Linked DNA regions of Homo sapiens: region 1 is linked to region 2. A link is a contact called in ENCODE POLR2A ChIA-PET data. All regions are on one chromosome and are shown on one strand. Each heading gives the region's core, a stretch centred on a gene start or an enhancer-like site at or near the end of the contact. The rest is flanking DNA. Distances are from core to core; before and after follow the strand shown.

Region 1 (4,655 bases), core at 249-2,748, 65 kb after region 2:
GAAGGTGCCAGGAAACTTCTTCCTGGACCCTGGGGAAAGGAGGAAGCTCACAGTCCTATGGGTGGTATTGCTGCCACCCGGGCAGATTTTTGGGCACTTGGCGTTCAGTCACCCTGAGCACACTTTCACCGGTCAGGCACGCTCTGCCAGCTTCGCCTTGTTATCCAGAGGTTTGAGTGGTCTGCGCCAAGGCCGTGTTTCTGCCTACCACCCCCCAGCTTCCCCAATCACTGCCCAAGGGGTGCCCCCATCCTCAGCCTCTGGCTCTTCACCCCAGGTGGCTGAGGGTTCAAGCTTGGCTGATAGCGAGATGGAAGCTCTTGACTTCCCTGGAACTCAATACTGTTTCTCTGTGTGGAGGGTCCATAGTGCCCTTGGGACCCTCCTGGCAGCCCCTGAGCTGGCCCCGGGGTTGAAGGGGCCCCTCTGCCGGTCTCTGGAGCTCTTCACTGCAGACAGGCCAGCTCCCTTGCTTTCCTCCCCAGGGCCCCAGCCTGATCCTCCCCCACCCTCCCCTCCTGTCGCTCCGCAGATACCGCTAATCAGCCCCTCCATGGCCCATGATTGCGCTCCCAGAGATATTTTTACCTTATGCAAATAGGTGATGTAGAGGTGCCCTCATCTGCCGGCAGCCAGTCCCCCGCCACTCCCCCGGCCTCCAGCTGCATTCCCTTTGCCGTTAGAGCTGGCTGAGCATCATGGCCTCGCCTTCTAGATCTCCCTAAGCACCTTCAGGGAAACTGTCCTTTAAGGATGGTGGATCTGCTGCTCCACACCTTCCAGCACAGGAGCCTTGGGAGAGGTTTCCCGTGCTTGGGAAGAACAGGGAGGGTACCCACGACATTGCCAGTATCTTATTGAGCTGTGGGAATGCGCCCTGGGCCAGAGGTGAGGAGTGCTAGTGGAGGGGCCCTAGGGGCCTCCTGCCTCCCTCCACTCTGGGGTCCTGGTGGAGCCTGGCCCATCACCAGTCTTGGGAAGTCCAGACCCATCAGCCTTCTTGGTCAATGATGGGTCAAGGAGGCCGAAGGCTGCCTGCCCCAGGGACAACCACACAGGCCTCTGGTCTCTGTCATTTGCACGTTTGTCGAGCACCATCTGCTGCACAGGGTGGTGTCAGGCACTAGCATGCACTTTACGATTCCTCCTCACAGGAACCCAGGAGATGAGGCAGGTCCTGGTGCAATCCCCCTTTTACTGATGACCGACAGAGATAAGGAGGTGGAGTGACACCTCGGAAATAGCCAAGCCAGGGTCTGCCTAGCTCCACCTGTCCCCAGAGCTGGTGGTGGTTTCTCAGCTCTGCATTTCCACCTCATTGCTCTGGGGCTGTTTCCCGGGTCCTGAGAGGCCTCAAAGCTGTGGCTGCGCATCCAGTCTGCGACCCTGGCAGCTTCTCCATGCTGCCCCTCCTTGGGTCAGCAGCTGCTCCGTCTATTGGCAGCCTGGGTACCACTGAGCTGGCCTGCCCAGCCACACCAGGGACCTGGCCGGGTGCCAGGGCTGGGCTGGTGGATGGTACCAGAAAGCAGGTGCCTGAGGTATTAGATGTAACACTGGTGGCAGGCAGATATGTGAGTGTGATCTGGCCGGCCAATATGGCTGTCAGCCTAAAGCAACCACCGTGTCCAGCTACTGCCCTGCTGCCTGGGCCCTCGGGGTGCAGCCCTCACCTCCCAGAGCACTCAGAGTGCCAGCCTTAAGGGCTTCTCACTCTGGAGACCCCCAGAGACCCAGACAAGTCAGACACAGACACTTGCAGTGTCCAAGGTCCAGGGCAGCCCCTGGCCTCTGCTCACTGCCTCCCATGGCGGTCACCGTGCTCTTGAGGGCTTGAGGACATGAAGCAGGCAGGGCAGAATCCCCTCTCTACCACAGCTCGGCCTGTCTCTGCCCTCTGGCTTGGCCGTGCAACCTGTGGGGTGTGGGTTCCTTGTTTTGTAGGTGTGTTGGGTCTCCCAGGGAGACTGTAAGTTCCTGAAGGCCAGGATGCCTCAGCCTAGTCCTCCCATGGCCCCCAGCTGGCACAGAGGGTGTTGAGAAACATCTGGCAGGGTGGGTGGTGGATGGATGAGAAGACTTGCCAAGCAAGCCCTAGAAAGGGAAGGGCACACCCATTGTGTACCAGCTTTTTCCAAGGCTGTTTTCCTCAAACCTCACCCCTCAGCAGCCCATGGTTCCCCATTCTATAGGTGAGGAAGCTGGGGCCCAGGGAGAATAAAGAGTTTGTAGCAGAGCAGGGACTGGGCTTCAGGCTTCTGTCCTGCCCTTGAGCCTGGATGGGTACCTGCATCTGTCTACTCCTTCCAGGAGATTTAAGGTCTTTGGGGAGCAGTGCCAAAGAGTAAGGCCTCAAGAGGTCCTGAATCCTTTTGGGTCCTTGGCCTGGTAGGGGCCCACCCCAGAGGGGCTAGTGCAGTTGTCAGCTACTGTGGACACAGCTTCTGTCCTAATGGGGGAAGACAAATAGCAAACACCTAATTGAAATGTACAGTGCATCAGATGGGTGATAAGCATGGGAGGAAGGAGGGGGTGCAGGGTATAGCTGATGGGGCCTTTTTAACGTGTCAGAGAAGACCTCTTAGATAAGGTGGTATTGAAACAGCGACCTGAAGAAAATGAGGATGAAAGCCTCTCAGTTGTCTGGCGGGAGAGTGCATCAGGCAGCAGAGGCAGGAAGTGCAAAGGCCCTGCGGCAGGAGCATGCCCGGCTGGGGTGGATGGTGGTGAGGTCCAGCTAAGGTGGGGTGACAGTGAGGGCCTTGTGGCTCTTGTACAAATGGCTTTTCCTTTGCAATGGGAAATCTTCAGAGGGTTCTAAGCAGAGGATTGACCAGACCTGACCTGGCCTTTGTTCTGGCTCTTATGTGAGGAGAGATGACAGGGAGGAGGGTGCTGAGGCTCACACGGTCACCTGGGCAGGAGGTGATGACGGCTCAGATAGAGCAGCGGTGGTGGAGGTGGTGGGAAGTGGTCGGCACAGGCTGTGCATGTTTGGAGGTAGCAGTGCCAGGACCTGCTGACAGAGTTGCGGCTTCTTTGCAGAACTGGCTGCGGCTTTATGGCTACCTGCCTCAGCCCAGCCGCCATATGTCCACCATGCGTTCCGCCCAGATCTTGGCCTCGGCCCTTGCAGAGATGCAGCGCTTCTACGGGATCCCAGTCACCGGTGTGCTCGACGAAGAGACCAAGGAGTGAGTTCCCCCCACCATCCACACCCCACAGGCACCTGCCTTCCATCTGGCCTGCTCTCAAGAGGGCTCAGCATGTGGAGTTTCCAGAAAAGAGTGGCCTAGATAAGAGATGCCAAATGGTTTGGTCCTCCATGTCACTTCTGATTGGTTGGAGTGGCTGCCCAAAGCCTTGTATTGAGAAAGCTCCAGGGGCAGAATCCAGGCCTTAGCAGTAAGAAGCACAGTGATTGATTAGTGATGTCTGACATGGCCAGGGGAGTGTGGAGGTACAGTACAGGAGCTGTGGAAGGGAAATCGTAGCTAGGCATGGCTATGAATCTAACAAGTGACATGACCTAAAGCCATGTCCCTGAAAACAATGCACAGAGCATAACGTATCCAGGACAGAAGGCCTTGAGCGAACCCTCCATTACTGGGTGATAAGGAGAGAAGGGCTCACCTTGACTGAACCACTCCTGGGCACTCAGTCTTCCAATACAGGCATTTTGCCCATTTTACTGGAAGTTGAAGCTGAGAGTCCCCCATCCCCACTGTGTCATAGGAGGGGCGGCTGGGAAGCCCGGAAGTGGCGGAAGTGGCAGTGCCAGAACAGGCAGGTGTGTGGAGGGGAGGCTCCGTGCTCACCCCTCTGTGTCCATGTCCCAGGTGGATGAAGCGGCCCCGCTGTGGGGTGCCAGACCAGTTCGGGGTACGAGTGAAAGCCAACCTGCGGCGGCGTCGGAAGCGCTACGCCCTCACCGGGAGGAAGTGGAACAACCACCATCTGACCTTTAGGTAGGGGGCTCAGCTGCCCAGGGAAGCATCTGCCCCTCGGCAGGCCGAGCCTCAGACCTCCTTTCCCAGAGCCCACCTCGGCGCCCAGCCTTAACAGTCCAGCCCGCTTTCACGCTGATGAGACCAGCCACACACGCCAGGCAGTCTCCCTCGAGGGAAGGTCAGGACACTTCAAGCTACTTCCACCCTGTCCTTCCCCACCCCCCACCTCCCTGCAGGCAGGGGCTGGCCTCACTGGGCACAGCTGGGCTACTGCCCCAGCACAGACTGCAGCAAGGGATGGGGGATGGCTGGGGTGCAGGAATCCAGGCATCCATCAAGTGAACAGGCAGCAAGTCACCTGCAGAATCCTTGGATCAGGGGCCCTCATCCTTTTTGCTGAGTTCTTGAGCAAGAAAACCCTCCAGCCAAGTGTGCCTTGAGCCATGTGGTTGTCCCCAAGGGCTCCCCTTCTTGTTCCAGTCTGGCTCTGTCCTGACTCCAAGCTCCATCTCCCAAGGAAGAGTGGTTCCCATGGTCACTTAGACCTCAAGCCCCCAGAGTGAATTCAAGGTCCAACCAGCTAAAATATTCCCTTCAGGTTTAATGTCTAGCACACAGAGCTGAATCTGATTTATATAGGTAAGAGCAGGCCTCACCATACGTCATCAAATGCAGTCTCTGGCTACAACTTACTTCCTCTAATCC
Region 2 (4,494 bases), core at 161-2,660:
CTTAAGTACAGGTTGTTTCTGGTTGATTTCTCCTTGGGGAATGGGGAGCCCCAGCCCTTATGACTGAACCCCTGCAGGATGGCCTGGCCAGTGCGCAGCGTGCAGGTCAGTGTGTGCTAACTCCTAGCCCTAGATGTGTTCTTGCCCCACATGAGTGTGCCCCACCCCTCTCCCAGCCATGGGCAACCCGGGCTTTGGCAGAGAGTCTGTATGCCCCTTTCTGCCAGGGACCCTGGCCCCAGCTGAAGAGGGCAGCCCAGGCCCAGGATCCTTGCCCCCAAGCCCAGCTCCCCAGAGCCCACGGCTGTGCTGCCTGTCCTCTACTTACAGCCCTGACCTCTGTTCCCACTCTGGCATCAGCAGCCCAGCCTCTCCCACGAGAGGCTGTGGTGGGAACACAGCTCTAAGTGTCAGATCCCTGGCTCAGCCTCCCAAAAAATGAACTTGGGCCAGACATGACCCCTCTGGTCTTCCATTTCCCTGAAGGTGGGGGCACAGACACAATGTTTTCCCAGGTCGGGACTGCCAGAGCTCACATGTTGGGATAGCAGATTTCACTGACCCCAGCCAGCCCCAGGCAGCCCCGAGAGCCAGGGCTGAGCTAAGTGCATTCTACCCATGATCATACTCATCCTCGCTCTCACCACCACGCCCCGCCCAGCCCCTGCACTCAGTAAAATAAGAATTTTCATTATGTAGCACAGAAAGGTCAACAGAATCGCCTGAAGCAGCACAGCCGGCAGTGGCCAACTTGAGTTTACACTCAGGTCTGCCCGATTCCAGCTGCCCCACATGTATTCCCAGGTAGTCGTGGCATTTGCCGAGTGTTGGCCTCTTCCGCGGGCCAGGCCTGTAGACCCTTCCCAGCAGGCAGCAATTCTCGCTTGCATTTCTAAACCTTCTGGAAATGACTAAGGAAGCCTCCCCGATCCCCCATTTTTCTTTTTCCTCCTAAATGAGAATTTTTGCAGGTCCCTCCCATCTTTCACCCGTGTCCCTGCTGACTGCACTTTGATGAGGGAGGCTCAGGTGGGAAGGGGGACCCACGAGTGGCAGCTCGGGGAGCCATGGTGTTGCACCACCAGCATTTCCAGAGTCTTCTGGAGAGCTAGTGAAAATATAGATTCCTAGGTCCCCCAAGTCCTCCTGGGGGACCTAGGAATTTGCATTGTACAAGCTGTCCTGAAAATTCTGATGCCCGCTAAAGTCCAAGCTCCACCAGATAGAGGGAAGCCACAGGTTTCCCACCGTGCCAGTTTGGTCCTACCTAAATGCCTTTCTAGAGGGAGAACATGGGGATCCCCTCGGGGTCCCACCGAGCCTCCACCTCACCCTGAGTTACCTGCTTAGATGCCAACCGCCAGCCAGGAATTGCCTTCTTGCTGCCACTCGTAGCTGGCCCCTCAGACACAAGGAAGATTAATTGGCAGTAGCTGGGCCGTGTGCAAAGGATTAGCAGGTGCTGAATGGGGGAGGGGGAGAAAAGAGGCTGTTGATGCCCAGGAAACCAGCAGCACCTCCCAACTCCCAGGGTCCAGCAAGGATGTGGGCCCCAGGGAAGGGCTCCTGCATGGCCCAGGTTTGGAGCACCATGGGTTGCCAGGGGACCTGCCCGGCTTACCAGGGGCCTGGCTTCCCATACACCTTGGCCAAGACACGGAGTGGCTGATGGGAGAATAACAGCTTGGAGTTCCCATGTGATGCCTGGAGACTCCTCATGGTAGCAGGGGCTTGTCAGCTCCCACTCAGCGGTGGCAAGAGGTGTACCCCAACTCTCCAGCCCCCAGGCCAGGACGCAGGCAGGTTCTTTCTGGCTTAGAGTCTTCTCTGGGCAGGGTCTCAGCAGCCCTGCCTTGGGCTCTGCCAGAAAGGCTGTGTCCCAGGCCTGGGCCTTGAGGATGGATCCAAGACCCGGCAGATGACTGAGGCATCTGACCTGCCCTGTGAACTGAGGCTGGACACTTGAAGGGATACAGAGATCTAGGAGGAGAGGGTGCAAGGGACAGGGCCCAAGGAAGAGGGGCTCAGTGTGGTGGCCCTGAGGGATATTTGGCAAAGGGCAGGACTTGACTTAATTATCCGCACCATTTCTAGAGTTCTTCCTTTCCTTTCCTTTCCTTTTTTTTTTTTTTTTTTTAAGCCACAGTCTCTCTCTGTCACTCAGGCTAAGTGAAGTGGTGCAATCACAGCTCATTGCAGCCTCAACCTCTCAAACTCCTGGATGCAAGCAATCCTCCTGCCTCAGCCTCTCATAGTATTGGGATTACAGATGTAAGCCCCTGCACCTGGCCTAGAGCTCTTCCTTTGTGCCTGGCAGTGTGCCAGCCTTGGCACACTGAGCAAGACAGACATAGGCCCTGTCCTCATGGAGCTTACATTCCAATGGAGGAGATTACTGACAAATAAAGAATATTGCAAATTATGCTAAGTGCCATAAAAGAAACAAACAGGGCAGAAGCATGTTGTGGAGGGCAGTAGGGGCAGGTAGGCAGGCCCCTATGACGAGGTGGATGTATATTTGAACTGAGACATGAAAAGTAAGAAAGACTCAGCTGTGAAAAAAGCTGGGTGAGTGGTGCTCCAGGCCAAGGACACTGCAACGAGAAAGGTTCTGAGGCTGGAATGAGCCTTGAGGAGCAGAATGGGAACCGGGGAGCCTGGAGCTTAACGGGTGCAGGGGAGAGTGGTGGGAGATGAGGTTGACAGAGGGCAGGGGCAGATGTTGTGAGACTGTAAGCCACAGGAAGGAGTGTAGTTTTAGATGATGGTTTTGAACAGGGGCTGGGCATGATCTGTGTGGCTCTGTGTAGCAGGCAAGCATGGAAACAGGAAACTGGTCAGGAGGCTGCGGAGGGACAAGCTGATTGGTGACTGGATGACCCCTGGCTTCCCCTCCAGTGTTGGGCTTCAAGACCTCTGATAATGCAACCTCTACATGGCAAGTGATTCACAAGAAAGTTCTTTCTGCCAGCAAGGCCAGACCCCAACGGTAAAGCTCAATGTACTCCCTGACCCTTCCCTACAAATATGCCAGGCTGCAGGGGTCAGAGCTCCTCCCCAAGGAACAGCAGCAAGCCCTTCTGCTCTGCTTGGGCCTGAGACTAACACAGGTGACATTCGCCCTTGCCTGCAGCCTGACGGGAGGGATGATGGGGCTTGGACTATGCTGGTGGGAGTACAGATAGAAGGGAAAGGGGAGGAAAAAGGCGGGCATTGAGGGGCTCACCCTGGGAAACTGGGTAGCTGGTTTAGTGGGTGAACCAGTAAACCGCCCCAGGCTGGTTTACACATGTACTGAAAAGAAGAAGCCTGAGGCTGGAAGTTTGGAGGAAGAATTTTGGAGGGAAAATCATGAGCACTACTTTGTTAAGATGTCTGAGAGAGGCTGGGTGCAGTGGCTCACGCCTGTAATCCTAGCACTTTGGGAGGCCAAAGCAGGTGGATCACCTGAGGTCAGGAGTTCAAGACCAGCCTGGCCAACATGGCAAAACTCCGTCTCTACTAAAAATACAAAAATTAGTCGGGTGTGGTGGCAGGTGCCTATAATCCCAGCTGCTCTGGAGGCTGAGGCAGGAGAATTGCCTGAACCCGGTGGGTGGATGTTGCAGTGAGCCAAGATCACACCACTGCACTCCAGCCTAAGCAAAAAAAAAAAAAAGTCTGAGAGACATCCAGGTTGAAATGTGTGTGTGTGTGTGTGTGTGTGTGTGTGTGTGTGTGAGACTTAGGGAGAGGTCTACAGGAGATAGAAATTTTGGAGGCCTCAGCTTGCAGATGATGCTTAAAGCCACAGGACTGACTGATATCACCTCGGAAACCCAAGGAAACAAAGATGACCAGAGGTGGCACCTGGAACACGGGCTCACTCAGAGGATGCAAAAAGAGCAGGAGCTGGTAAAGGAGCCTGAAGGAGCTGCCAGGGATGGGGATGGAGAAGCAGAAGCATGGGGTGAGGTGAAAGCCAAGAGTAGTGGCTGTGTTGGGGTGAGGGAATGATCCAAGGGGCCACTGTCTGAGCTGAGACTTGAAATGCGTCCTGAGATTGGGCAACTTAGAGGCAGTTGGAGCCCCTGCAGAGTGGGAAGGAGGGAAAATTAGATGAGCCTGAGGGAACAGTAGTGGGCTCTAGGGTGGGGAAAATGAGCAAAACACAGCCACACACAGTGGCTAAAGTTTGGATGAAACTCATGTGCATATATATGGAGAGAAAGAAGCCAGATTCAAAAGAAGACCCCAGTGATCCATGCATACAAAATTCCCAAAAGGCAAAATTAGTCTGTCCTGTCTATGGCTACAAACACAAGTACATTTGCCACCTCTAGTTTTCTATAAAGCCTAGAGTTGTTAAATAAAGTTTTCCATAGTTGCCCATAAATAAAAGCACAGGTTGTACTACAAGATGGGAGAGTGGTTCCTTCTTGCTGGGTTGGGGGTTGTAATTGGGAAGGTGTATGTGGAAGCTTCTAGGGACTGGCAGGGCCAATGTCTTGCTTT

The links. ChIA-PET counts read pairs that join two places held with the same protein, here RNA polymerase II (POLR2A).
Region 1: POLR2A ChIA-PET joins it to region 2 with 16 read pairs in activated T-cell. The contact joins the enhancer-like site here to the promoter of CNGB1 in region 2. POLR2A ChIA-PET finds 5 or more read pairs at or near these places in 2 of 52 experiments (Caco-2 and activated T-cell).

What each region holds. Positions count from the first base shown.
Region 1 is chr16:58,034,427-58,039,081 of GRCh38, forward strand. It overlaps MMP15 (matrix metallopeptidase 15), which reads left to right. Exons shown (of 10, transcript NM_002428.4): 2 at 3,046-3,194; 3 at 3,840-3,968. Among named protein-coding and RNA genes, the nearest start is that of MMP15, 11 kb to the left of the region's middle. Within about 2 kb of position 1,499, at least 3 of the 41 ENCODE cell types and tissues checked have a DNase peak (open chromatin) inside an H3K27ac peak, as active enhancers do.
Region 2 is chr16:57,969,718-57,974,211 of GRCh38, forward strand. It overlaps CNGB1 (cyclic nucleotide gated channel subunit beta 1), which reads right to left and starts at 1,411. Exons shown (of 33, transcript NM_001297.5): 1 at 1,343-1,411.